7 separate regions of the Mus musculus genome follow, and regions 1, 2, 3, 4, 6 and 7 are each linked to region 5. The links are chromatin loops, found by intact Hi-C in ENCODE. Cell type or tissue: heart. All regions are shown on one strand. Region 1 has its middle 91 kb from the start of Gm38407. Region 2 overlaps Gm33734 (a long non-coding RNA gene). Region 3 has its middle 22 kb from the start of Ttc32. Region 4 has its middle 120 kb from the start of Gm46323. Region 5 holds the start of 1700022H16Rik (RIKEN cDNA 1700022H16 gene). Region 6 has its middle 140 kb from the start of Gm38407. Region 7 has its middle 150 kb from the start of Gm46324.

What was found. Peaks named below come from ENCODE experiments on the same cell type or tissue, not always from the same donor. Only the 100,000 strongest peaks of a DNase experiment are listed, where the experiment ranks them.
Region 1: it touches region 5 in a loop (7-fold over the local background); 13 of 42 quality-filtered maps call a loop at or near these places.
Region 2: it touches region 5 in a loop (4-fold over the local background); 3 of 42 quality-filtered maps call a loop at or near these places.
Region 3: a loop joins it to region 5, with 7 times the contacts of the local background. A loop is called at or near these places in 24 of 42 quality-filtered maps.
Region 4: it touches region 5 in a loop (4-fold over the local background); 8 of 42 quality-filtered maps call a loop at or near these places.
Region 6: it touches region 5 in a loop (11-fold over the local background); 14 of 42 quality-filtered maps call a loop at or near these places.
Region 7: it touches region 5 in a loop (8-fold over the local background); 16 of 42 quality-filtered maps call a loop at or near these places.

The regions. Positions count from the first base shown.
Region 1 is chr12:10,535,747-10,539,746 of GRCm38, forward strand. No RefSeq gene overlaps it. Among named protein-coding and RNA genes, the nearest start is that of Gm38407, 91 kb to the left of the region's middle. In heart, a CTCF peak has its summit at 1,529 (motif pointing left); no DNase peak of the experiment used is centred here.
Region 2 is chr12:9,920,236-9,924,235 of GRCm38, forward strand. The region is part of intron 1 of Gm33734 (a long non-coding RNA gene); the gene reads left to right. Among named protein-coding and RNA genes, the nearest start is that of Gm33734, 2.6 kb to the left of the region's middle. In heart, no CTCF peak of the experiment used is centred here; DNase peaks (open chromatin) are centred at 336 and 1,676.
Region 3 is chr12:9,050,179-9,054,178 of GRCm38, forward strand. No RefSeq gene overlaps it. Among named protein-coding and RNA genes, the nearest start is that of Ttc32, 22 kb to the left of the region's middle. In heart, a CTCF peak has its summit at 2,061 (motif pointing right); DNase peaks (open chromatin) are centred at 813 and 2,073.
Region 4 is chr12:9,250,174-9,254,173 of GRCm38, forward strand. No RefSeq gene overlaps it. Among named protein-coding and RNA genes, the nearest start is that of Gm46323, 120 kb to the right of the region's middle. In heart, a CTCF peak has its summit at 1,793 (motif pointing right); a DNase peak (open chromatin) is centred at 1,788.
Region 5 is chr12:9,568,464-9,572,463 of GRCm38, forward strand. It overlaps 1700022H16Rik (RIKEN cDNA 1700022H16 gene), which reads right to left and starts at 2,122. Exons shown (of 4, transcript NR_045488.1): 1 at 2,057-2,122; 2 at 1,743-1,920. In heart, a CTCF peak has its summit at 1,600 (motif pointing right); a DNase peak (open chromatin) is centred at 1,718; H3K4me3 peaks cover 1,704 bases; H3K27me3 peaks cover 1,187 bases.
Region 6 is chr12:10,587,973-10,591,972 of GRCm38, forward strand. No RefSeq gene overlaps it. Among named protein-coding and RNA genes, the nearest start is that of Gm38407, 140 kb to the left of the region's middle. In heart, a CTCF peak has its summit at 1,884 (motif pointing left); no DNase peak of the experiment used is centred here; H3K27me3 peaks cover 290 bases.
Region 7 is chr12:10,221,693-10,225,692 of GRCm38, forward strand. No RefSeq gene overlaps it. Among named protein-coding and RNA genes, the nearest start is that of Gm46324, 150 kb to the left of the region's middle. In heart, CTCF peaks have their summits at 1,370 and 2,363; no DNase peak of the experiment used is centred here.

The sequences.
Region 1 (4,000 bases), 970 kb after region 5:
GAGTTGATTTCTATGAGCCTGGGAAACCTGCTGGAAATACCAGACCTCTTCCTCTGAGCCCTAGCACAGGTGAATAATGGCTTTTTAAAACTCTTTATTTTAGGAAGCTGAATTGATATATTGAAACATGGTCCCAGGAGCTGGATGTGAACTGTCCAGCTAGAAGAGTAAAGAAGCCTGCAGAGGTACCCAACTCTAACGCCACCTGAGACCCCTTCCTGGCTCTGCCTTGTGTAAAGATCCACACAAGGTCCTCAAATGAAGAGCAGGGGCTGTAGATCTCCGCTGGGTCCAGGTCCAACACATGAAACTCCAGCTGTCTGGTGATGGGCTTTCTGGGCCAAGGCCAAGGCAATGGTATGCTCCTCACAGGTAGTCTTTTCCCGTTTCTGAGGCTCCCCAAGGTGTATTCAATAATGCGCTCCTCATCCTGAAGCAGATGGGAAAGTGTTTTAAAAGGTGCCAGGTTTATTTATGGAAGCAGGAGACAGCATTTAAGAGATGCGCTTTGCCAATGTGAAATGTGAACTCTCAAAACAGGAAGTGTGCTTTACTGCCCATTTATTTTATTGCTGTATCAGCTGCCCAGAGCTGAGGAATCCTTCCTCTCAGGCATTATTTATTTTCTAACTTCTGAACTAGAACGTCTTGACCATCGGTTCATCCGACTCCTTGAAGCCCGATTCCAACTCCGACCATGTGCCCTGTGCCTTACTGTCGTCCGGAATGCTTCACGGAGAGCACTGGAGACATTGGAAAAACATTGCTCAGCCAGCGTCTTTGTGTTTATGTACACGAGAAGCTGAAAACAATGAAACCAAATGATAATAGATGGTAAACATTGTAAATGCTTCTTAGAATGATGGAGAAATTACGAACTCTTCTCTTCTATCTTAAGACGCTTGGAAACACTGAATCATCACTGAAGCCACATGACATTCTCCGTGGAAGAAAATAGCTAGTTAAATTGAATTTGTCATTTTGCCGCTGGTAGTGATAGTAAGGAAACAAAACAATTTACTGTGTTCTTCAGTTTATGCTATTTTCATCTGCTAAGATGTAAAAGGCTTTATTAAATAGGCCAGTAATAACCAGCTAGAAGCACTTTGATATCAGAATAGCCTTGTATGTACACAAGCACAAGAGTAGAGTACAGAAGCCTCATGTCTTCTTACAGGTTCTATTAAAGAGGTAGATATCTCTGTCATTGAGAACTGAGAAGGAATCCAGAGAGGGAGAAATGGAACTTGCCATCTACATGCATTAGGGAATCCACAGATTCTGAGTATAAACAGACAACACAATCACATTCAGAAATGCATACAAACATATGCATGAAAATTTGTATGTGCTTGGTACTTCTCTATTATATCTTAAAAAGACTTAGTATTTACTTCATCTTTAAAGAAGATTTTTCTCAGTCTAGTCTATTGGAGACTTCCTGAAGATGTGTGCTTTCACACTTGGACCACCTGGTCCATGGAAACTTACATTCCTGGGAAACACACTCAGGCGGCACATGTGTTACAATGGCGCCACCTTCTGGACACTCCTGATATACCTTTCCTTGTTTCACAGTGGCTCTCCGTTGACCACAGGAAAGTCAATAATCTGACACTTGAGCCTTTTATGATCTAGCACAAGCTCATGTTCAGGAGTGATCGCCTCATAACATGCACATAGGTGATCTCTGAGTGAGTTTAAATGTATATGCATCCTCATTATCAACTCAATGAAGCAAACCAAGACAGGAACTACATATTGGTTCTATGGCTCAGTCCTAAACTGTGAGGATGAGTGAGAATAGAAAGCCTTGATACTTATAAAATACTGGTCATACGTGCTCATGACAACCTGAATATGCTTCTTGATGGTGTTTAGAAGTTTAAATAAAAAAGAAAGCAAGAAGAAAATAGACAACAGGATATGGATCTGAACTCAAAATGAACATGGAAAAATGTGTAGAAAAAATCTTGCAGGAAGTGTCCCAGTGAGTAAAGCACCTGCTATACAAGTGTGAGTGCCTCCATTTGAATCCCCACAATCTAAGCCAATCTGGGCACAGCTGTGCACATCTATCTGCATGTGCACTGATCTCTAGGAGAGATGAGAGGTACAGTCAGGAGGATCCAAGAATCACACTATCCAACTATTCTGGGGTTCACATAAGCAAGTTGCATATATATCTTATCTCAAATGAAGTAGGAGATGAAAACCAGCATATAAGGTTCTCCTCTAATTTCCTCATATACAGAAGCATGTGTATGCCTTTGAAACACATGCATACACACACACCTATACACACAAGCACAAATACCATATACAACATCACATATACATAAAATGAAAGTGGAAAATTCACAAATGACAAAAATGCAAAGTAAAGTCTAGCAATGTTAAACTTGACTGTTAAACATCAAGAGATTATTACTGAAATGATAATAATCATTATAATAATAGTCTTGTTGCCTAGAAAACAGGCAACTTTACCCTTCCACATGACATCGGTTCTAGAAAGAAATCTTAGTATTCACTGTGGATCTTATAAATATGATTATAGTTTAACCTAGAAATTGTGTTTGCAAACTTATCTCCAACGTGTATCACCAATTTGCTGTAACATTTGCTAAAATAATGGTCAGTTTACCATTAATCTTCATAGAAAAAAGTGAAACATGTCATATGAATAGCCATAAGAGATTGCTATATATAAATAAACATTAGAATTGATAATATAGTAGTTATGTAAAATAGACATACATTTTACATGTCTACTGTTAATATGACATTATTTGGTGAAAACAAGCATATTATGTTTGATAATATTTTTTCTTTTAAAACATGTATAGTAATCAATGCCTATCCCAAATATTAATGCTGCCTTACGTATGAACTGTAAAAATGGCTGCATGTTTCAACCTGACAATCGCAATATAAGACTTCCATCCAAGTGAAACGGCCTCATGAAATAATAATATTATATATAAACATATTTATTGATAAATTACTAGTAGTAAAATTTCTGGGACTAATGTAAACATCCAAGAAGAGATGACTAGTAAAGAATGTCTAGGATATGCATTCAAAGGAAACTAAAGTCATTAAAATGACTGAGAAACCTACATGGCAAGATGTTAAGTGCCTATTACACAATGTTAAGTGAGAGAAAAATCTAATGAAACAATGGCTTTGTGAGGTAACGATTACATGCAAACAGGACTGTGGTGTATGTAATGTGCATACACAGAAGTCAACAGTCCAGGCAGACCTGAATTCCACTGTAGCTTTGCTCAGGTTAAGGTACTCAGCCCCACTCAGTATGGAAGACTAGAATGTCTAGGTGCCCTTTGTGAAAGAAAACTGGGAAGTTGAAGGCCTGAACAGAAGCAGAAAGATCTCTTGTCCTCAGGCTGCTTCCTGGGAAAGTTTCTTCACAGAAACCCTGCTGCTTTGCTATCTTTCTCAAAAGATGACATGGCTTTCTTTCCTCAAAGGACAAAACAAAAATGAAGCTGTCAATGGTGATGTATCAGAAAACAAGCCTGCCTCTGACTTTGTTCTGACACATTGGACTCACTGACTAAAGATTTTATAGCAGGACCTGAGGTCTTCAGCTTATACATTTTAATCCACTTGTAATGTCCCCTGTACTATGTCCTGTGTCCTGAGTCCAACCCTCAGGAAGTGATCTGGAAGAACCAGATCCAAATAAGAAAGAGATTTAAAGAAAGAGACAAATTGGGCTTAAACTGAAGAGAGAACCATAAGCCAACCCCTTGATGCATTCCCTGGAAAGGCAGATCCTCCAAGGACATGCCTCTGCTCTCAGAGAGGTTGGCCTGGCAATTCGCTTACACACTCCACTTGGAGAAAATTCTTTTCAGCACTCGCCAAAAATGCTGGTCCAGGTTTCTTTGCCTAGCAGCCTTGAAAGCTTGCACACATTTAGAGAAAATACTTTCAAATGACTCTGGGGTTCTGCTTTATGTTTCATATTCCT
Region 2 (4,000 bases), 350 kb after region 5:
TTACTTGCAGCTTACCAATTTATAATAAGAGGTTAGACCTGATTGTTTCTAGGGGTTCTTATCAGCTTGAATATTTTACAATTCATTTTCCTGGAATATGAATGCAAAGGGTTGTAGCAATAGCTGTGAATTCTCTAGAGATCATGATTTCTACCTGGCTGCCTGTGTTTCTTTGTAGGATGAGAGTTTTGTTGTATCACTCTTTGCTACTGATCCACCATGAAATGTCCTGGCCACATCTTCCTACTACCACCCATGTTTCTTAAATCTTGCAAAGTCTCAGTCATGCACAAGCTTCTGAGCCGGGTACTTGTTTACACAGTTTCAATCTTCTGGGAATTCTCACTCAGGACTCTCTGTTCTGTGTTCATGTCTCTCTCCTCTGTGCTCTTGGCTTCCTTGCTGATTATTCTCTTGCATGGCTCCTTTCCCTTTATGGCGCCTCATTTTCATTTGGTTCACATTGTTTGTGTCAGTGTATTTAAGCTCAGGGCTGGTATTTCTGGATCATTTCTAACAAACTGTTTACTTTTTCTTCCCTTCTTTCTCTTCTTGTTAGATCATCTGAGTTTTCCCATCATTTCATTCCAGCAGCAACTGCACAAAATTCATCAATGCAGCTTAAGATTTTTCCATTTGTTTACTGGAAACTTCCTACATACACCAAGTCATCTTATTCCCAGGCAGAGTCACCTTCTGGGTTCTAGCTCGTAGATTCTGAAACTTTCCCCAAACCAGAAACAGTGTACTTCCAATATGATAGGCAGGACTTTGAAGATGAATGGGTTTTTTGTTCGTTTGTTTGTTTGTTTTTGTTTTTAAGATGTCCAGACTAAGTCACCCAAATTTGTAAATATGATATTTTGTGTCATGACATATGGTGAAAAAAAATTAAACCACATTGTCCAAAGGGACAGAAGCAATTCATGGAGAGAAGGAAAAGGGAAATGAAAGGAAGATAAAGATACAGAGACAGGTGCTAAGGTTAAGGGCATAGGCTCACTTGATTATGGAGACTAAGAAATCCTAAGTCCTGTGGTCTATTGTTTGAAAACTGGAGATCCAGGACACTGGGGTATTGTTTTGACAATGAGAGGGTCAACAGTATAATTTCTGGTGGAGGACAAGAATAGGGTGATAGGCTAGTTTATTATAAGACAGAGAATGAATTCTTTCCTGCTTCTGCCTTTTTGCTGTAGGTAGGTTCTCTAGGAAATGGGTGAAAAGTACATGTGCTTTCAAGTGAACATCACTCCCATGTGAGTCCACCATGCCATAGGCTAAGGGCATCTGAAAAGAGTCTAATAGTTGCACCCTTGACTTGGACACTCTGTTTTCTAGTCAACTTGCAATGTGGATTTCATCATTCTACTAGAATTGATAAGGAGATCAGTGAGGTGAGCCAAACTGCCATGAACCTTTAAAAGTAGAGCATTTTCTCTTGCTTCCCAGATGAATTCAGGGAGACTTGATGTGCCAGGCAAGACATGCTGTGACTAATGTGGTGACAGAGGGGCATAGAGGAAATATGAGGGGTACTAGGAACCAGAGTGAAGAGCACCAAGTAGCCCTTGGCCATTTTCCAGCTAAGAAATAAGGACCTTGTTCCAACCAGCAACTGGAAGGAGAAAAATGTGGTCAACAACCCAAATGGTCTTGGAAGCAGTTTCTTCCACAGGGCCTCCAGATGACAGCCTTCCCTGGCCAACAAGTTACTTTTCCCCCTGAGAGACAAAGAGGAGAACCCGGTTACCATGTGCCTGGACCTCTGACCACAGAAACTCCAAGATGATGCATTTGTTATTTTAAGCTGGTAAATTTATGGTATTTTCTTGCTCAACGATGGACAACTAATAACCCAAGATATTTTGCTACTTTGGTACATCTGTTTTCCCAACTCTATTCCATGTCTACAGAAAGAAAATCTGTGGAATCCTTGAGTTAATGGTACCTCAAGCCAAAGAACTCCTAAGCACCGAGGGTAGAGGAACCACCAATTAGTCTTTTAAATTATTGTAATTCATAATCAAAATACTTATTAATTTGAAAAAAAAACTGGAAAAGTTTGGCACAGATCTCCCCCTATTTATTCACCAACACCATAGTGAATTAAAGTCACTCAGCCATACTGGAGTATGGGCTGAACATGTGTACAAGTGGGTTTTACTAGGCACAATTCTCAGTATAGTTTTCAAAGTAAACTTTAAAAAGTAAGATCTGTTTGTAAAAGTTATTTTTAAAGAGAGTAGACTATAGCAAAATTAGATAATAATAGAATAAAATTGAGAATATAAAAGTAGATGAAGTCAAATGATAAGATTTATAAAACAATCATCAGTTTTAGAAATAAGGTAAATTTGGTTGGTGAGAGAAAACAACATACAAGATGAAGTACAGTCTTGTTCTGATAATTTGGAATTTTAAATATTAAAGACAGCTAATGGAAGACAGACTGTGATCAAAGAATCAATTATTGGAAATAGTTTCTTTTTTCACATCAAATTGCTTGAAGTTTCAAAACTCCCAAAGGGCATCTGACCTTCAAATCAATGATGAATCCCTTCAAGCCAATTATGGTGACTCATACCTGCCATCCAAGAGGCTCAGACAAGAGGCACTAGGTATACATCTATTTAAAGGCAACCTTATCTACTTAGTAAAGTGTTCCATAGTAAATCAAGGTCAGGCTGAGCTTCAGGATGAAAATCTGTCACATACAATCAATCAACAAAATTATTTGCATTATGCATAGAATTGGGATTATTTAATTCACTGTTTTGGTGGATGAAAGTTGTAAAAATGTCAGAAGCCAATGGTGAAATTTAGTAAAGTATAGATTTTAACTGAAAGTTATAATTTCTATTCATCTGTTAAAGAATTTCAAAAACGTATATATCAAAAATTATTATGTAACCAAAATGGTATCATCGTTATATGTGTTGTATTAGGAATCAGAATATAATCACATGCTGCTTTGGTCAAACTAGTGACCACTATTTACTAAGAGTAAACGGTGGTAGAATCCATCCACAAAAGTGGGCCTTCGAGAACCTCAGATAGTAAAGTCATTAATGATTTTTTATCAGTAGTTTTCCAAATGAAGCTTCTAATGGACAAAGGCCAGGTTTAAATGCTCCTAAATAAATGTCTTAAACTAAAATTTCCTAACTGAGGCTATGGCAGTCAATGTCAATTCAGTAGGGCAGAGAGTTATGGGATCATGGAAGCTGGCTAGCTCAATGGTTTGGGTTGGATATGCTTTGTTCTTTTTAAATTCAGGTTGAATCTGAAGACTTCATTCTAGCAGTGTTGGGACCAAGAGCCCAAATGGGAGGCCTTTACCCCTCAGTTTGAGTTCCTGCTCTTTAGATGGTTTAGTTATTCAAGAATTAGCTGTAATAAAGCAAGTCTCTCCTCAATGATCTTTCCTATGTGTTCTTACCACCTCATGCCATCTGCCATGTTATAGCAGAGCAGAAGACTGTGGCCCACTGTAGCTGCCTGATCTTAAAGTTCTAGACCTCTAGGCATGTGAGCCAAAATAAACCTATTTACTTCATAAGTTACTCTATCCTGGACATTCTGTCATAGCATCAGAAAATTGGCACAGATGTGATGCTAAATTAAAGAAGAGAAGGGAATAAATGAGACCTGGCTATAAATGGTAAAGAACGGAGGAGAGAACTCTGGGTAAAGAAACCAGAGAATGTGATAGTAATGTTACCAACATAGATGAAAATTATAACAGGTCTTCACACATTTTTCTGTTTAAGTGCCCCTATTTTTATGATATCTTCTAAAGAGATTATTGACATAAACCTTTAAGAATGCAGTTAAAGTTCCTAGAGAATCAGTGGCTCTCTACAGTCAAGCAGAGCTGATCATCTGACACAAGTTACAGCCATACATGCTGCCATGAGAGCTTGTGTTGCTTCCATGCAGTTTAAAAAAAAATTGTGTATTTCGAGTGTTAACTCATTCAGCTGAAATCTTCAGGTGC
Region 3 (4,000 bases), 520 kb before region 5:
CATGCAGACGGTTTGCTGGGCACCTAAAATCCAGCATCCAGGTAAAAGCTGGGTGGTGTGTAGCTATAATCCCAGCACTGGGGGTTGCTGTGGTGACAGGCAGGTTTCCTAAGCTCCCTGGTCAGCCAGCCCATCCATAAGGATGAGTTCCAGCGTCAGTGAGCAAGTGTATTAAAAGGTAAGGTGCAGAGCACTCACACACACACACACATACAAGCTTCATGCTTCACACATGTGCTTCGTGAACACATGCGTATGTACGTGGACATGTATGCAGATAGGTATCACACGCACACTTGTGATTCAGTCATTAGAAGTTGTGAAAGTGTGTTTGGGGCAACAAATTCACATTTAAAGTTTGTGCGTTGGCAACTGCGGAGCTTGTGCGATCTCAATCAAGTATTTCTGATGAAAGCGTCATGTTCAAATGGCAATACACTGCAAGTGTTAAATAAATACCAGATTGTGAATACTCTGTTCACAAAAGAAGAATGCTAACCATTGCTAACATTTTTATATTGATTATGTGTTGAAATGATAATATTTTGGATACATCGGATCAAATAAAATCACATTAAACTTACTGTCACTGGCTCCCGTCACTTTTGAGCTCTGTGGTTTGGGCAGTTTCCCCCTAAACTCTCTAGGCTTCAATTTCACCTTATCTGCAGTTACTGCAGAAAAACCCCTCTGGGCTCATCAAAGTGCTGATGGCTGAAGGAGGAGGTTTCCAGCCTCGCAGTGAGGCTGGCCTTGGAAGGGTCAGACCCCCCTCCCTCCCAGACAGGAAGCACCGCCCAGGAAGCCGTTTCCCAGGCCTCAGGATTAGCACTAGCCCGACACCCAGCCATTGCAGATGACTCTCCCTAACAAGCACAGCTTTGCACTTTCTGGAAACTCTCCCTCTGGCTGAGTGCTCCTGGCTCGTATACCTCCCAGTTCCCTGTACCTGGGTTTCCGGCTCAGGGGGGAGAGAACAGGCATGAGCCTCCCTATCTTCTCTGGGTGGTTCCAGTGTTTTCTTGGTAGCTGCCTGGGGTGAGGGTTATGGTCGACAGGAGCTTCAAGGAATGTCCAGGAAGCCAAGGAAACCGACCAGACTCAATAGCTCAGAAAGTTACAAAAGTCACAAGCACTCCTCCTCCAATTCCTACCCACTCTAGAAACCAGAGCAGTTGCTGGCAGGAGACTCTCTTCGCTGGAACTGCCTTCAAGTTGGGCAGGAGGTTTCAGGAATGCTGCTTTTCTGGGTCTGTCACTCATAGTCGGGTGGACTTTTCGGTGATACTGTGGTCTTTGAGTCACCATGCACCTGGATGCAATGCCCACCCATTCTCCTGTAAGTAAATCCAATAAACTCACTGAGTCACCTGAGTCACCAAGTCAATATTGGGAATTAGTTCTTTGGCCTGATTTTGGTTCCCTAAATAGACCCGTGTTATGCCTCCCTGGGAAAGGCCACACAACACCATTTTCTCCCTCCTGTAATTCAGGGCTAGGGAACACGAGTCCAGGCTGGGTTAGGGCTTGTTTTAGGGTTTTGAGTTCAAGCCCCAGGCTAAGGCTCTGCTGGGCACCACATTCTTGTCCCTTCCCTCCTGGAGGAGCCTGGAGGTGTGGAGTATGTGATGGCAAGAGGAAGAAAGCCTCCTGTCGGGCTTGCCAGGCACTCACTTACACAAGCTGCGTATGTTTGAAGTGACTTCTGTGTATGGGTGATTTGTTTTCCTGTATGCTGTGTGCCACATGTTAGCAGTGTCCACAAAGACCAGAAGAGGACATCGGACCTCCTCAGAACTGGAGTTTCAGACTGTTGCGAGCCACCATGTGGGTGCTGGGAATGGAGTCTGGGTCATCTCTCTCTCTAGTCCTGCAAGGTGTTTTCTTAAAATAGCTGTGCATGTGATTGGATATCTATAAAGGGAGGGGACCTTGCTGGTCTCTAGGGTCTGGAGAGTCCAGAAGATGTGGTACTTAACATCTAGCATAGCCATGGACACATGGCTAAAGGTGGCCTGCTGTTTCATAGACCTGCCTGTTGCTCTAGGCATGCCATTTGCCATATGGCCACTAGGTGTCATCATCACACCATGAGTGGGCCTCTTAGCCCGGTCTAAGAGACACATGTGCAGGACAGGGCCTAGGACAGGTGTGTGTTCTCTAGTCCAGGCTGTGTTCTGATGGCTGTGTGTCTGCCTTATTGGATTACAGTGCTGCTGCTGACTCTAATTGGGACTTTCAATAGTATGTCTTTTCCTGTGGAGAACCGCAAGTCTTACCCACTTTCTTGTGCTCTGAAATGCCCAGGCTCACCACCCCTGGGAATCAGAGGGCCAATAACTACCATCTTACTTGAGGCTTATGTAAAAGTCTCGGAGGCTCTGAGATCTTGATATATCTGACACGTTTGGAAAAATGAGCTGCCTGATCCCTACACCTCACTCATATGGGTCTGGCCTCTAGACCTGACATCAAGTAGGGGGCACGTGTAAAAAGACCCTCACTCACCACACCCATCCACAGGCAGGTTGGGATGATATGGGAGCGATATATTTGTTTTATCTTTGAAATTATAATATAATTACAACATTTCTCGTTCCCCTTTCTTACCTCGAAACCCCAGCATATCTCCTCTGCCCCCAACTCTTTTCATTCAAACTCATGGCCTTTCCCCCAGTGTTATTGCATGCTTAACATATATGTATTTACATACATACGTACAACTAAATATACTACTTGGTCCATAGAATATCACTTGTATGTATGCTTCCAGGACTGGCCATTTGGCAGTGGACAGCCATCTGGTGTGCTTTTCCTGAAGAAAACTACCCTTGGGGACTGCTATTTTGAAAGGGGTTCCTCTTGTTGGGGCTGGGCTCCTTTGTCTTAGCTCAGCCTGGTGTAGCCTCCTTCTCAGAACACAGAAGAACCACCTCTTCCCAGGCCCATAGGGGCTGAAGTTCTGACCTCCCCTCCCCCAAAGGAGATGTTATTTGGAAACAAAATCATTGTAAATAAAGGGAACAGGAAATCATATTGACTAGAGCAGGCACATTTACATACAGATTTACATACAATGGGACATTTACATACAGCTTAACCCCAGGGGATGCTGAGTGAAGACTAAGCCAGACCAGGTGATCTTAGAGAGGGCTCTGGGCCACCAGCAGCCAGAGAGGCTGGGCCGGAGGGAAGCATCTGGAGACCCCTTGAGGGTGGCCTTCTAGGTCCCAGGCGAGACTGCAGTCCCTGTTGTTTAGTGCACTATGCTTATGGCTCCCTACTAGTCAGTCTGGCAAAGCAGGGCCGGTGCCCAACTCTGCCGTCCTCCCTCCCTCCTGGACCTCAGATGTGATCAGCCAGTTCTTTGTCTCCTTATTTGGCCCTCTGGCTGAACAATTCCTCTTTATTTTCCATTCTTCTGAGCCTCATACTATACTCTCTGCCCTACCCTGCCTCGGACTCAAACAGAACCCACTCTGTCAGAAATCTGAGTTCTACCGGCTGGCAAGCAAGCCGATGAAACTGTTTACACCAAAGGGTGAGTGACTAATCCCTAGGAGACACGATTCCAGGGACGATGCGACTCTCCCACAGGGCACATACCTGTTCAAAAGGAGTTCATTAATGTCAACTTTTTGTTGAACGAAGAAGAGTTTTGTAGTGTGAACTTTTATCTCCTAAGTAATCTATCTGTTAGGCATCTCAACTGATTTTCCAAACGAGGGCTAGAGCCCTGGAGTCTTGTGTCTGGACTGGACTAGAGGCCCAGACTAGGTCAGGCTTTTGTCCAGGTGAGGGCCTTCTCTACAGGCCTACCTTGCCTGCAAACCAGTGGAGTCTAGGCCTGGCTTCCCCTTGTTCCTCTCAGGGAGCTCTGGTCACTTCTCAGCCTCTTCCCTGGCTCCACGGGGCTCCACACTAGCCTTGTAAAAGGGTAACTGCTGGCTCTGATTGGCTTCCCTTCAGCCTTTCTGACCAGACAGGTTGCCCCCAGGGA
Region 4 (4,000 bases), 320 kb before region 5:
CCTTTTCAGGACATTAAAAAACATGAGCCCTGGAAGGAAAACAAAGTGCCACTTCTGAGGTTCCTTTCTATCTTCTCAATCAGGGTCAAATTCAGTCTCATTCCCTTGGTTTTCAGGGGATTTTGTCTCCTTCTATCTAACAAAGAGGACCCCGAGTTGTCCCCATCCCTGAACATGGGAAATGGGAAATCCTCTCTTTGTGTCCAGGTGACTTGAAAGGGGGGAACCTTGGAAAGAACATAGTTCAGTTATGGAAGTGACAATGACCTTGAAGCCTATGGTGTTTGAATCTTAGAGATGATGACAGTGGCTAAGAGAATCCGAGACATGTAGGGAAGTATCATGATTTGATCTGGTTCTTGTATATGGGTTGTGGAAATGGATGGTGTCTCTCTTGGGCTGAAGTCATTATGTGTGACAATGTCATCTCGGAGACTGAAGCTACATATGAGCCACTTACAATCTTCTTTTGAGTGAGGGGCCTCAGCATCTTCCCCAGGTTTCTGGTCTGGAATAATTATACTTATAAGCAGCAAGCTATTTTTTTTCTTTGTTAATTCTCTTTGAGTACATTCATCCAGTGACAGACATGGATCCTGACCAATTACAAATTCAAGTTCTGTAGATTCAATGCTGGGCCTGAGACTCCCAACCCTCCCTGGAGTGACTTTTGCTTTGGAGACAACCTCTGTCTAATTCAAGAGCCTATTTTTAGTAGCCAAGATGAAATTTAAATCAAGATATTTATTTTATGTTTTAGGTGTATGAGTGTTTTGCCTGCATGTATGTATGTTATCACATGCATGCTTGGAGCCTGCAGAGGTCAGAAGATGGCATCAAATCTCCTGGAACTGGAGTTATAAATTGTTGTAAACCACTATGTGGATAAAATCTGGGTCCTCTGGAAAAGCAATAAGTGTTCTTAACCCCTGGACTGTTTCTCCAACTGCAGCCAAGATGTCATTTTGATGCATACCTTACTCATGGCTTTAAGTTTTAAACCCTTTCTAGCTTGCTTGCATCATTACATCTCTAACTACATCATTCATATGTAGTCACCTCTCATCCATATACTACACATGGCATGATCTTCTTATCTAAGAGACTTCACAGAGAATCATAAGTCCTCTCCACATCACTCCACAGCATGCATTCTTACACATGGCATGGCACCACAACCGCAACATGTTTACCCATGACATGTTATTTTTCTCCCACTCTTCCTGGGCTGCATACTCCATTGCCATAGGGGCATGAGACAACCACACACTATGTCCTTAAGCTTTGCAGCCATATTTGACCAGCCTTCTTCTGGAGTCAGTGCACCCAAGGTTGGTCCTGCCAAAATTATTGGAAAGGCGATAGTGTGTCTAAAAAGGAATTAAAAGTTAAGTATATATAAAGAGGCAAGGGAGGGTGAGAGAAACAGAAATGATTTGGAAAATATCTCTAGGATTTGAAAACAAATGTATGATATTCGATCCCTTCATGATTCTTTTGTGGCGCTCGTGTTGCTAAATATTGCTTGATGGAGAAAATATTTGGCAAGAACTGTGAGTTTTATTTAGAGTTTTGGGGGAGTCGGGGGGAAGCTTCTGAACAAGGAGTGAGCTGGCGTGGCCAGGAGAGGAGAGGAGGCTGGGCCTGGAAGGCTTTAGTGGGAATGGGAGACCAGGACCCCAGTCCCAAGAGATCCAGGATGAGTACCAGTCCACTCAAGCAGAAGAGAACCTGACCTTGGCTCAGGCTGGCTCAAGGAACCAGCTTCACTGCGTGCTTTCCCTGATCTCACCTGTAGGTGGCACCTTCCCGCTGACTGTTCTAGCTGCCAAGCAACCACTTCTGACATCCTCCAGAAGGACATTGTGGAGAGTCATGTGGGTACCGGGGTCCTTCTCTATCTCGCTACTGTTGTTTGTTCTGTTCTATTTCATTCTCTTTGTCTTGTTTTTGGTGCTGGGCAAATGAACCCAGGGCTTCCTGTGTGCTAAGCAACTGCTCTAGCATACAAATTCTACTACCCAGATTATAAGTGTGGCTGGTTTTGAAGGCCCAACTCCAAACCTTCTTCAACAACGGACCTGGACCCTTTCCTTGACCCCATGACCACTCTTCAAAGCTCTGTTAACACCAACAACCTCATGGTTTACCAATTCATTATTATATATGCAAATTTGCCACGTTCAACAAGGCAGCTATGATTCTGCTACTTTAGGGTCAAAAATAGCCAACAATAATATGACATTACAGTTGGGAAATGTATCATGTAATAAAATATTATGGTTGGTTGTGGGAGATATTAACGATAATGCATCACAGTTGTAAGATTGTGCAGAAGCAAGATGAAGGGTGTGTGTGTCAGAGAACAAGAATCATCGCAGGAAAGACAGGTGTTATTCTATGTAACAAGAAAAGGGGAGGAAGAGAGAAAACTTGAATTGTGCATCTGGGATAGTGAGTGATGTTACCCCTTTTCTTATGTCATTTCAGATGTGCAGGCATGGGCTCCTAGAGGAAGCACAGCTCTGGCCCCGAGTTCATGGCACTTTTTGGAGCAGATGCAAAGGCCTTCTGACAACTGTAGTTATAACCAGTGCTGGCTGGTGCCAGAAAGCCAGATTGCCATTCCAATGCTATATTGATCCAAAGCAAGGTAGCAGGACTTAGGAGAGACTTTTCTCCAGTCAATTGCCTGGGGATGAGCTTTGCAAGGGCTGAACAATGGCAGGGAGCCCCAGGCTGATCTCTGTAGGTAGTGGCTCTTCTCCTTCCACTCCTACAACAGCTTGGAGTTGAATTAATTGGTGATGGTGGTAAATGCAGTGAGGAGGGAGGCTGGCCTCTTATTGTGACTGCGCCTTCTGTGGCTCAGTTTACCAATCCTTTGACGATCATCCCTTACCATCCGTCTTCCGGGTACCATTCACTGTGTGTATGTGTGCATGTGTGCATGTGTGTGTGTGTGTGTGTGTGTGTGTGTGTGTGTGTCTGTGTATGTTTGTGTATGTGTCTGTGTGAATTAGTGCAAATACCCGATAACTAACTTTTACAATCTTAGTGTCACAGACTTTGGGACTGAGTAATCCTTAGGGTACCCAAGTGCCACCATTTTATTGTCGATGGTGACTTGAGGTATGGCAAGGAGCAAGAACTTGACTAAAGCCATAAGACAAACTGATAGCTGAGATGGGTCTCAGAACCCTCCTGGGACAGGCCAGGATGACTTTGTCTAATTACCCAGATCCATCCCAATTTGAAATCAGAGTCTCTGGCTGCAGCTCCAACAGCATTCCGGAACCGAGCTGTAAATCTGAGCCCTGCAGCCTCTCTGCTCTGACATTTGTTGTGTTTTACTGCCAAATGCTCCTGCTCGGAGATGCCATCTCCGGAGGGAGAAATTCTTGAAAGAGACACCCTTTCCCCCTTCCCAAATTAGGAGTTAATTAGTACCAAAATGTGCATGGTGGGGGTGTCTTAACTGGCCTCGCAAGGGCTTCCCAAAGCAGAAAAGTGCCTCCCTTTCGAAAGGCGCCTAATTGTGCTCGCATCTCTGTTTGGAGAAGGGAGTCTCTTCGTCTGGGCCAGGCACCCTCAGGGACGGATCTGTTAACTCGCTGTCACCTCCTTTTGAGATAGTATCGTCTTGTAACTCTGAGCAATAAAATGAGTAATTGTGGGCCTTTTGAAGCCAGGCCCTATACCCAAGCCAGTTTGTTTACCCTGGAAGGCCTCGGTCAGCCTGTCACTCTGTCCCTTGTGCATTTGCCGAGAGACCTCTTCCTCCCTCGAAGCCGTCAGGATGCCCTCGGCTCCTTGTTCACGTTCTGTTTGGTCTGAAAATGCCCCAGTCCAGAAGTAAAATTCTTTATCCCGATGTCTGCTTCTCCTACTGGGCAAGCTTCCCCTTCGTGGGAATTTGAAGAAAGTCATTTCAGTTAGAATGCAGATTTCCTAGAAAAGTAGCATGACTCCCAATTCCATTCTTGCCCCCTTCCTAGCT
Region 5 (4,000 bases):
CACACACACACTAACATATTATCTTTTTTATATTTTGTATTTGCTCAAAGTGTTTGAGCAGTGGTTTGCTCTCTAGTGAAAAGATTCTCTGTAGGAAACTGGGTTTGCTATAAGCAAATGGATTTTCCTGGAGTCATCAGAGGAAATGTGGCTGTTTGGAGCTGGTACTCTGATACCAGTTTAGACCATAGAGAAGGGATGGTTGGTTTTTGTGGATGGTTAACATACTGAACTGAGTTTTCCTTATTCAGTGTTCTCAGTTCTAACCTGATGCCCATATCTACCCAAAGCTGGTATTCAAGTTCAAGTCTCTTGATGGAGGAACACCACACGTAAAACACTGCACCAGAGAGGATGATTTCCAAGTTTCAGAGGGCAGCAGCTTCTCTTTAACCTGGGTCACCACTCTGGTGGCCTGGCACCTCCTCAATATGGCAGCATGGCCTACAGAAGTTTCCCTGACATAAACACAAAGGAGACCCAGGCACGTGGTCCCCTTCCACTGGGTAGGTAATATTGTTGAAGCACCAAGATTAAGCACTTTGAGGTTTTGAGTGACTGGGGCAAGAGCTGCACATATGATAGTGTCCTGAATCATCTAGCTGAGGTCAAATCCCTTGGCATCCTTTCCTGAAAGTTGAAGATGAGGAAGACATGGCTACACTCTACTCCTTAGTGGGGCAAAGGTAAGGCTAGGTGCCAGGAAGGATGGATCTTCTTGATCTGGAGCAGGGCAGAGCATTGATCTTTTCCTTTCCAGGGCATGTCCATCTCTGCAGTGTTGCTGTTGTTGTTTCTGTTGGTAGTGGTGTGTGTGTGTGTGTGTGTGTGTGTGTGTGTGTGTGTGTGACTTTCTCAATAATTTGCTCCAAGGAGTAAAGTACCATGATCTTTTAGACCTTGTGTTTCTTTTGTAGCTTGGGGACTGTCTAGAGACTTGTTTTCATAGAGAATCTTAGGGTTTCTGTGTCCAGATCTCTGTCAGAGAGCCTGTGTGTGGATAACAAGAAAAAGAGAGGGTCCAATTAAAACACTTTTGGAGAAGTCAACAATGAAAAGGGATGCAAATAGGAGAGACTAAAGCACAAATAGCTTCAAGAATTTAGGGGAAATGGTTCACGGGAACAGATTCTCTTCCCGTTCCTGTGCTTCCTCAGAGTCCAAAACAGACCTGTGAGGAGGATAATGTGCTCCAGGGAGAACTGAGCCATGGTGAGAGAGTAAGAAGGAGGTAACCTCACCTCACGGTGCCTGGACAGAAGATACACACCCCAGTCCATCCCTGAGAACCACAAATCTTCCCCCCAGATCTTTGTTCATAGTGGTTCCCAAGATGAGAAGGCACTGGAGGCAGAAAATGCTAAAGACTTCAGATTATTAAAATAAATAAAATCAGAAATGTCTGATTTGATGCAAGGATGCACAAACCTTCGAAAGGGGTGGGGAAGAATTCTCCCTTCTTCTAGAAGAGTAAGAGTGCACGTGATTTTAAAAGAGTAATGGGAAATTCCGTGAAAACCACTCTGGTAAAAATAAAAAAAAAAAGGGATAGCTGAGTTCTTGGCTTTTCTAGGAAAGGAAACTGAGAGATGTCGCTTCCTCGCCAGCAGGGGGAGCGTTTTCTTCATGATTGCGTCGGGGAGCTTGGTTTAAAAACTTCGCAGCCAGACGTTTTCAGAGCCCCCCAGCCGGAAATCGCTGTGCAGGTAACAGCCCTCCAGTGTCTGGAAATGTTTAATTACCTCGAGCACTCCTTCCTTCGGTGCCCCTTGCAGGTCCAGTACGCAGCGCTGCGGGTGTGGTAGGTGATTCTAATCCAGGGTTCCATCCCAACTGCACACAGCTCAACTGCAACAACTTTTCTCCATCTTCTCTTGCTTTGTAAGACACTGGGTCTTTTCTGATGTGCTCACTTCCCACCTTGGAGGAAAGAACATTTCAGTTCCACCAGAGCGCAGGTGTTTGTGTGTCAAAAATGATTCTAATCACTCATTTTAAAAAGCTCTACTATGCCCTTCGCCCATATTTTGCACAAGTCATTATCTTTTCATTTTACCGAAGAGAGTATGGCCAGAGTTCGTGCAATCTCTTGTGTATATTCGTGTTTCCTTCAAAAAGAAACAAAGACAAAGGTATATATCCACGTAGATGCCCTGTTGTGACGTTTAATAATTAGAAGATGCTTAGACGTTCACAAGGAACTTAGGATGCGGGAAACGTCTGGGAAAAGGGTGTTCGCTTTCCCTTTCAGTTTGGGGACCGTAACTTGCCTGTCGCTGTCACAACAATAAACATCGACCTTAGCCACGGGCTTCTGTTCTCTAAATCCTGGCTACCTTGTAGATTTTCAGAGGCTGTAAGGTCTCAAACTTGTACATAAGCTGCATTGCCTACCTCTGAAATTTAACCCCTCCTCCTCCGAGCTGGATTTTGACCCGATTGACTATAATGGTTCCAGAGGAACTATTGAGCCATTACAGTTCATCATCTCAATGAGCACACGGGTAAAGCTAAATCCCCTCCCCTCGAGATTTAAAGGTTCCAATCTTGCATATGGGGTGGGGTGGGGGGGATAATGAGAAGACTTCCCTCAAGATGTCCACAAAGTAGTTGCAGGAAAGTTTGCTGTAAAAGCGACACTTCGCAAATATTAAGTAAATTCCACTTAGCAGAAAGAGATCACTTTTGTGTATCTGTGGAGAGGTACTGGGTTCAGAAACAAGCGGAGACCACCCAAATCATTTTTAACTCCAAGACAGGTTGTATCTTTTCTCTTCTGATTGGCAAAAAGGGACTGGGGTTAGGACAGGAGGACAAGTAGAGGTCACTATCACCTGGGCTAAGCCTGCGGGGTGCGGGGGAGGGAGCCAGGACTGGCAGCCACAGTAGTGTCTGCGAGGCTGAAAGGCTGCACTCCCTGTGGTTAAAGTTTGGGAGGAGTCTCCTGCAAAGCTGGGGGTCGCGCTTTGGCTGCACTCTACCAGGACCAGGATGCATCTGGAAGCAAGCACGCAAGGGGCCCAGGGCTAGAACTCTTCTTTCTGGAGTAGAGACCCTTTCTCCAGGTGATCAACTCCTGCAGAATCTGGAACTTTTTGGGCGTCCCTCCTGGAGCCAAGCAGCAGGCAGTGGCCAAGGGAGAGACTCAGAGAGGAGTAACCCGTAACCGCTGAATCTGGTTACCCTCTGCAGGCTCTATGCATGCCTAAACTATAGTCTCAGTCAGTGGAAGTTCTGAGAGACGGAGTTTGTGGACCCCAGCAATGAGGCGTGGGTGAGATAGGAGTTTCCTCTTCTTCACTGGGCTCTTGGGCTGATGTGACCAACAGCACCTCTGGGTACAGACTGTCTATGTCATGAAATAGGTTTGAAACACGACATCCTGGAGAATTTTAAACGAATCTAACTTCTTCAAAAAATGCCCATGTCTTCCTAAGTACTCTGAACCCTGCCCTCCATCCACTAGTTTCTGTCCAACCTAGTCTGGCCAATTTCTCTTAAACAGTTGGGAGAAAGATGCCAGCAGTTGCTCTCCTTAGCACAAAGTACAGAATGGCTGGCAGCTTCCGGGGCTACTGGGGCGTCTTCCCCCAAGTAACACCTAGAAGAAAACAGGACCTTGGATGGCCTCCAGGACATCTGGGAGCCATGCTTTACATGGGGTCGCTCACCAAGGGACTCACAGTGGGAGGGAGCACTTCTAGCAGCTGACCCAAGAAGCAATCCCTTAGTAACCAGGGATCTAAGCCCACTGAGGTGACCTCAGTCCCTGGGTACACAGCTATGCACAGTCCTGTCCTGCTTTGTTAACCAACTCCCTGGAAAGATCTGAGAGCCAAAGCCTGAGCTCCCAACCTTGCTTCATGCGCCTTCTGAGTCCTCTCATTTCCAGGACTTGCTTGAAGGCCAGGTCAGTTTTTCCAGGTAAAAGCAGAATTAAAAAATCTGCTTGCATATTCTTCACCTGGAATCAAAGCACTGTTCCACCAATGTAGGTAAC
Region 6 (4,000 bases), 1.0 Mb after region 5:
CAGGGTTGCCTAGAAACCCAGAATAGTCAGCATGGATGTATGTTAAAAGGTATTTTGTTTTAAGTTGGCTTGCATGATATGGCCTAGGTAATCCAATGTCCATCTCATATCTGAGAGTCTGAGATTGCCATAACTTCTCTGTCTGTGAGGCCGGGTGCTTCAGCAACCTCACTCTGGTATTGATAGTCTGGAGGATCCCTAGAGAGCGGCTGCTATTTAGTCCATACTGGAAGCAAAAGTGAGGTCCTAATATCAGCAAAAGGAATGCAGCAACGGAACGCAAGCTGAGAGACGTTTCTAAAGCGCAGGAGGCCAAAGCAAAGCTTCCCTCCTCTGCACTTTAGCTGAGCTGTCACTGAAATGATCCGGGTGCCCACCTCACAGAGTCTGAATCCCTCACTGGACTGTTCACTGGCTTGTCTTTCCAGATCCAGTCAAGTTGAAAGCAAGTTCAGCCACCACAGTCAGGAAGAGCAGAGGGACACTATCCTAACTCATGGCTTTCCTCTTCACACAGGTGGGGACATGCATCACTTGGAGATCACAGGAGCAGTGGCCCTCTCCCACAGGTGATGCTGCCCGGCTGGAAAGAAACAGACAACGTAAAAGGACACCCAGAAGCTTATTTGCATCATTTACCAGCGATGGAGTTGTCTGAAGAGCCACTTTGTAGGAACAACCTCAACTGCTAGGAGAGTCATGAAAAAAGCTGAGTCAACTGTCAAGGAATAATAAAGCCATGACTTCTTTTCACGCTTACTTATAATTCTAAGAATATTTATGATTTATTATTATTAAAGCCACTGACCTCCTTCTATATTTTTAAATGACTTACATTATCTAAGACTCTAAGGCTTCCTATAGATCTTTGGGAATGCTTTAACATACTATCCATATATTATTTATGGATCACAACGCTTAATGCTATGATGTCGTTCAGTGTTTATGTCTACTCTCACCTGACCTTTGTTGTGATGCTACTTTTCCCAATGCATAAATGATAAACGTTTGCTTTAAAATTGAGGTCTATTTAGAAAACAAATAACTTCAAAAGCTAAGCAAGAAAAGTGCAATCAAATAGCAGATGTCACAGAAGCAGTGGAGTTAGTGGCGGGATGTCTGAAGTTTGAGGTGTGGTGGTTCAAGGCAGTTCAAGTCCTAGCACCCATGGCAACCAGAGGGGTGTGTGTGAGCATCTACACCTTCCCATTATTGCAGACTGCTGCACCAGACTATCTATTTACATTTTCAAAGGGATAACTAGCTAAAGAAAATGCTTGTCTCAAACAAGTAATAATGAATTGAAACACACACACAGAAGTATGAAGAAAATACCAGGTGTTCTCCCACTGTGTTTCAGTGTGCAATGGGGCCCATTCTGACTTAATCTTTACAATACCTATGTGTTTGAAGTGAATAGACCAGAGGCCTGAGTCAGGCCATGGTGCCAAAAGTCACTTTATGCAGCTATCAAAAAAGGCAAAATAGAAAATTCAACAACTGAACTAGGGCGAGGTGGGAGTCTAAATTTGTCTAAGATTCTCGTTTTTCTAATGCCCCCAGAGGGACATTAGGGCATAGGTGTGTCTCCTTTAGATTTGTGAAGCAACAGTTGGGTGCGGCGGCCTGTATGAGTCAGGGAGGCAGTTAGACCTCTGAGACCCTGCAGCAGATCCGTGAGCAAATCCACTAGTAAACAGTACGTAAATATTGGCTACAGTCGGCTATTGTGGTTATCTTGTGGCTGAACTGACTCATTGAGATTTTTCGCTTCTCACTTCATCGGACCTTCCATGAATTGCAACAGGATTTCAATAGGTCCCAGACGCTTAAGGATGCTTCAGAGCATTAGTTACACTAGCAAATGCTGCCATCTAGTGGCTAATTCCCATCACTGCATGTTCATTCCACTCAGTACTCCATACTGCAAATTCTATGGCAGTTAGGAGACCCAGACTTTCTGTTCATTTGGCTCCCTGGCCCAGCCATCCAGTTGTCCCTCAGCAGTCGCCCTCAGCTTTCTTGGCTGTCTTTGCGCCTTGAGGTCACGCAGTCCCTTATCCTTCATCGTTCATACTCTCTGCTCCCCATCATTCAGGGTCCAAACCTGTGGTGTTTACTTCCTGGATGTCTATAGGCATAGAGGCAAATCTCACAATACCTTTCTTGCTTTCTGTTGTTTCTTGCTTTTTGTTTACATATAAAATTAACCAGACTCCATTATTTCTTGCAATACCCAACACAAGCCCACACATGAATGAAGCAAAATAATTACTCGATGATTTAACACCCCCTGCTTCCCTACCCCACCCCACCTCTCATCCACTTTGAATTTTTTGAGACAGGGTCTCTCTGTGTTGCCTTGGGTGTCCTTGAACTCACTATGTAGACCTAGCTGGCCTCATAGTATGAGATCCACCTGCCTCTGCCTCCAGAGTACTGGTATAACTCTATTTGGACATTTGTGCAGAAATCACCTTTCGTAATTGTGTGGTTGACTGCACACAGTTAAACAAGTCTACATTCCAGCATGCATGGAGGCTGAGCACAGGAGTTCCAACTCCTGGACTAGGAGCTACAACAATTAGTTGGTGGTTGTTAGGAGAGGGTGAGCCGATTCTCTTTAGGGGTGTGGTACCTGGTAAGGTAACCTTCTTCCAACTGAGGCCCCAAAACCATGCCTTCATAAACAGGCAACACTAAGGTAGAACTAATTAACTCTATGTGTAGCTGAAAACAGGAACAAACATCAAGTTGGAAGGTGATGGGGGCGTGTTCTGGAAGGCAGAAACTATGAAGTGAATATGATCAAGATAATTGTACACATGTAGGAGACTATCGTGGACAACATTTTAAAACAGTATACTTCTTTTAGATTAATAAAATATTTTATTGAATTTCAGGAGCTTGGCATTTAAAAAATTCTGAGTTTTTGCACACAGGTCAGAACTCTGCTTACTCTAGAAGAGCAGATATGATTGCCACTTCTGTTATTGTGTCACACAGTGTAGAAACCCCAAATCCTGATGCTCCCCAACCCCTTCTGAACTGCTACAGCTACTCCATGACCAGTCCCACAACAGAGGACAAGCAAGTGGGGTGGGGCATTTACAGAGACCAGCTGCTGACTGTGGACACACTCTGCAGAGCGGGGAGTATCCCTACAAAGTTATACTGCACACATTCTGGAGTACACCGTAGCTAGGACTGGGTGCATTTCCATTTGTGTTCTGTGTGGCTCAAGCCAAAGCTGCTGAAGTTACCTAGTTCCTGAGGGAGCTCAGATGTTTAGTGAGGGTCAAAGAGAGATTTCTTATGTATTCAAGACTGGCGTACCACAGTGGTCCTGTGAATTGCTGCAAGGTCATGCACCCCCACATTAGACATCTGAAAGCAGATGAACTCCACCTTCCCTGGTGTGTGCAGGGGCTTCTGGGAACTCAGATGAACATCAAACTAAAGCAGTGCCTAAAACACTGGGAAAAACACTTGGATTCAGTACTCTGTTAATCCACTATTTAGCATCTGCCCTCTCCTCACCAGTGTTACATTTCTATGTATCAAAGCAGCAACAAGCCCAATATAGCAGCAAGAAGAAAAGGTGAGGGTGTGCCTGCGGCTGCATAAGCACCCTCCACTCACTAGAGACTGAGAATATGGCCTTACAGAAAAAAAAATATTCTCCTGTCATCTTTTATTTTTTTTTCTATGATCCCGAAAGTAATCCCTGAAACCCCATAAGATCTGTTTGGAGCTCAGACATAAAAAGTCTGCAGACTTCATTTACATAGAGAACATCTACCCAAGTCCTAGTCAATCATGCTACACAGAGATGTCTCCTGATACACAATATGTCTGCTTGGTGGTGTCTGAGCCCACCTCACTAGGGCAGCCTCCTATCTGACCACCATATTGACTGAGGCTCATAGTCTAGACCCACATGTTAGGCACAGTACAACCAAAGTACTTTAAAGAACTTTGAAAACTGCAAACCTTTAAG
Region 7 (4,000 bases), 650 kb after region 5:
GAAGTTGAAGTATAAGAGTCTGGAGAATGATTCCTTGCTAAATAAAAGGTTAGGTAAGGCAATGGTCCCTGGGCCACAGACTTCTGGCCTCCTCACTTTCTTGAGCTCCCTGTATCTGTCAACAGCAGCATGACCCTGAGCCTGTGGACAGACATGTTTGTGTTTAGAGCACCCTGGGCAGAAGAACAGCAACTCCCCCAACTCCAAGCCATGCTCACTGGCTGTCCAGGAGGAATGGGAGCATGGGATCACACACTGTTTATTTGTGGTTCTTTTAAGTGATGTCCAGAGACCTACATTTCATGCTTGTTTGAAAGTGTATACCTAACAGGGGAAGCTGTTAAACAGCAGTTGGCCTTCACTCTAGTTATTTACTTATTTAGTTACGTGTCAGCATGCGGTTTATTGAGTCATAAGTCTTCTTAGTATGTAAAAATAACCAGGATTTTTAGATTCCTGAAGGAAATTCGTATCTTATATTTATAAATATTTCAAAACTATCATATTTGCCTGCCAATATCTAAATTAAAGCAAAAGGAATCTGGTTCTTTCTTTTTTCATATACATTCTTTCTTTGACTGCTAGTATAATGTTTTAAATAGGAAGAAAAATGAAGACAAATAATTCATTTCAGGGTGTGAAAAAAATCTACAAGTTATTCTAAAATAAACCGAGTCAAATTCCTTGAAAGTGCTGAAAACTATTTCAAGATAAGCAGATTCAATCAAGTGAGAGATAAGCAGTTCTTTGTAAGCTATACATTTACATTTTGTTACAAATCTCTGACCTCACCAAAAAAAAAAAAAAGGACTTATACATGAAGAGGAAAAAAAATCACATCCAAAACACATTTTTAATGCTATTTCTTATTATGAGAAGTGGCAACATAAACCATATTGGTTAGGAAAAATAAATTTCTAGAGTAAGAGACTAGACAGAAAAGAGACAGATGAAGAAAGACTTTCAAAGTCATATAGCCCTGTAAGCTGGCCCATGTGATCTGTAATGCTGAACATTTTCTTCCTGGCACTTCATTATAACTATGCAGAAGACAAAATATGTACCAATGCTCATGGCATCACCCAGAAGGTAAGTTCACTGAGAGAAAAAGCATTTCTCTTTGGCTTTTGGAAGTTTTTCTATACAGTACATTAAGATGATTTTCCTCCACAGATATATCAAATCTGTCCCCTCAGGCTTCCTTCATGCCCCCCCCACCCCGCCCCTGACCGTGGTGTATTGTCACAGGGAGAAAATTGGAGCTTTTAGAAAGGCAGACTGATAGGGAAGCCCTAGAGAAAGCCGAGTGACACTCTGAGTGGATAACACACAGCTGCCTCCTCCTGGTTCCTTAGGAAATGCCCTTTAAGCAGTGGTGAGAAAACACTTTGAAGAATCTAAAGGGATAGATTCCCCAGCTGCCTTATCCATTCATTTTTAGAACTATCACCAACAATGAGTTTTGAGAGATAAAAGTTTGTTTGGAAATTCCATTCTCATGTGAACTGTGGTTAAAAGCAAACGGCTCCCCCTTCTCTCATTTTGGCTAGAGATTTATACACCTCCCAAGTCTTATTTCTATAAATGGACTACAGAGTATCTTGACATTCTCTCTGACAATAACAAACTCCCTTTCTATATTGTGGCACTAGGCTCAGACTGTTCAGGAAAATGAGATCAAATTCCATACCTGAGGAAGTTGGGTCAGAGAGCTTTGGAAGGCTTACACTAAATCCACTTGGACATTAACGTTACTCAGCTCTCAAAGTCCATGGACTAATGTTCCCTGAGCTATGGGTGCTGTGAGGCACTAGTGTCTTCTGATATGCAAACACAGCCTTAGTACAAAACACCTAATGATGGAAACACAGAGAAAATAACTGTATCAGTGTTGCTATTGCTTATTTAAAGAAAAGCCTTACTTCTCTCAGATCTTACAGTGTATACATGCACATACATATGCAAACACCTACACACACACACACACACACACACACACAAATATGCACACCCTCTTATCTGCACATACACATACTCATTTTGTTTGTACACTGATAAACTTCAAGAAGACAAGTAGTCATCAACCATTACTGTTCTTCATTACCACCATTCTAAGCTTTCGGAATCTCATATGGGATTTATAAGAATAATAATTAGCACTATGCATGGATTTACAAAGAGATACAAAGAAGGATTCTTAGCTTCATCCTCAGTTCAAATTTCAAATTTAGAGTAAATGAAGACCTTGGTGTATCAAATAGTTTGAGGATTCCAGTTTCAGCTGGAATAATCCAGCCCCTTTCTACACCGAGATAGAGAAACTCCACAAGCTGTTCAATGGTGCCCCCTTCCTGTCAGTGACGAATTTGACACAGAATAAAAATTGCTCTTTTACAATGTATGACTAAGAGATGTTAGCCCACATCGAATCTTTGTCAGAAAAGTAAAATGAGTCAAGATTCAGAACATTGAAGAACTTCATTCAAAACCATCTTTAACCTGTAGCTGGAGGAAAGCAGGAATCCCAGGACTCCGGAACTCAAACTCTCAGACTGACTGAAAGTATGCTCATGGTTGCAATATAGTCTAAAATTGTATCAAATGCTATCATAGAAATGGTCTTTTCAGAGTATTGTGACACAAGCTAATGACAGGAATCTTGATAAATCAGAGGCCTTTAATTATGTGTTTAAACATTGGCAAAGCATAAAATCAACTGCTGGACAACTAAAATGAAATTTAGAATTCTCACGGGTTCACAGAGGTATGTTAGATTAGGGGTTCCTTTATTCAGAGTGGCATCTATAAAAGATTTGTGTGGGCAAAATGCACCTGAGATTGTATGCAAGACAGAGGGGTGCCAACTTCAGCCTGAAGGCTGTAAGCAGGCACTATTGTGCAGTATAGTACTGATTAGTATATACTCAGTTAAATATCATTACTGTCTATTTTCTTCATTCAAACATCTAACAATACTTACAGGACACAGTTCTACACTAAGCCCCAGAAAAATCAAAGGATTTGAATGAAACTTCTTTCTCTGTATATTCACAGTATGGAACGACTAAAACGCATTGCAAAAACAAGGTAGAGGGTCTTGTGAAACAATAGTGGAAAACAATGTGCCATGCTATTAGATAAGGTAAGATAATAAGGAAATAAGATACACTTGAACATGTTTTTTTGGGCATAAGAAAGAAGAGATGAATTGAAGTAAACTAAATGAAGAATTAATATAATATATAATTTTTTAGTTTGGATTTAGAGGGTTCGAAGCATCTATAAATGTGAAGATAAAATTACAAAGATGATGAGGACAACCTCAGAATAATGGAAAGAAGAAAATCCAACTTCATTTAAAATGAATAAAATAATACTGATATAAATATATAATTTCTTCATCTTATTTAGTATATTTTTAATTAAAATAGAATTATATTCTTTTCTCCCTCCTTTTCCTCCCTTAACTCCTTTCATGCCCTGCCCCATCTCCCTATCAAGGTGATGGCCTCTGTTTCTTTGATTATTATTGCTAAACAGGGATGTGCATAAATGTATAAATATAGCTGTACCCTGCCTGCCTGTTTTTCTTGTTTGTGTTTATATTATTCCAAGGCTAGCCACTTTGTGCTGCATATACAACTAAGAGACTCCTCCCTGGAAAAGGCTAATTCTCTCTCTCTTCAGTCATTAGTTGCCATTAGTTCTTTTTCTCCAGCAGGAACTCCATGCATGTGGTTGTCCCTTTTTTCTGTGTTAGCATATCTAACAATGGTCATTGTTCAGGTCTTATTTAGGCAGCAATCTAGGACACACTGTAATGGCAGAACTCTGGTCCTCTGGATCTTACTGTCTTTCCACATCCTCTTCCCAGTGTTCCAAGTGCTATAAGTAGGAGTTGTAATTAACATAAATAAATACAGAGCATAGTATTATGGACAATTAACATCAGTCTAGAAGAAATAGAACAGAAAATAATCTTTTTACTTTTCAAAAATAA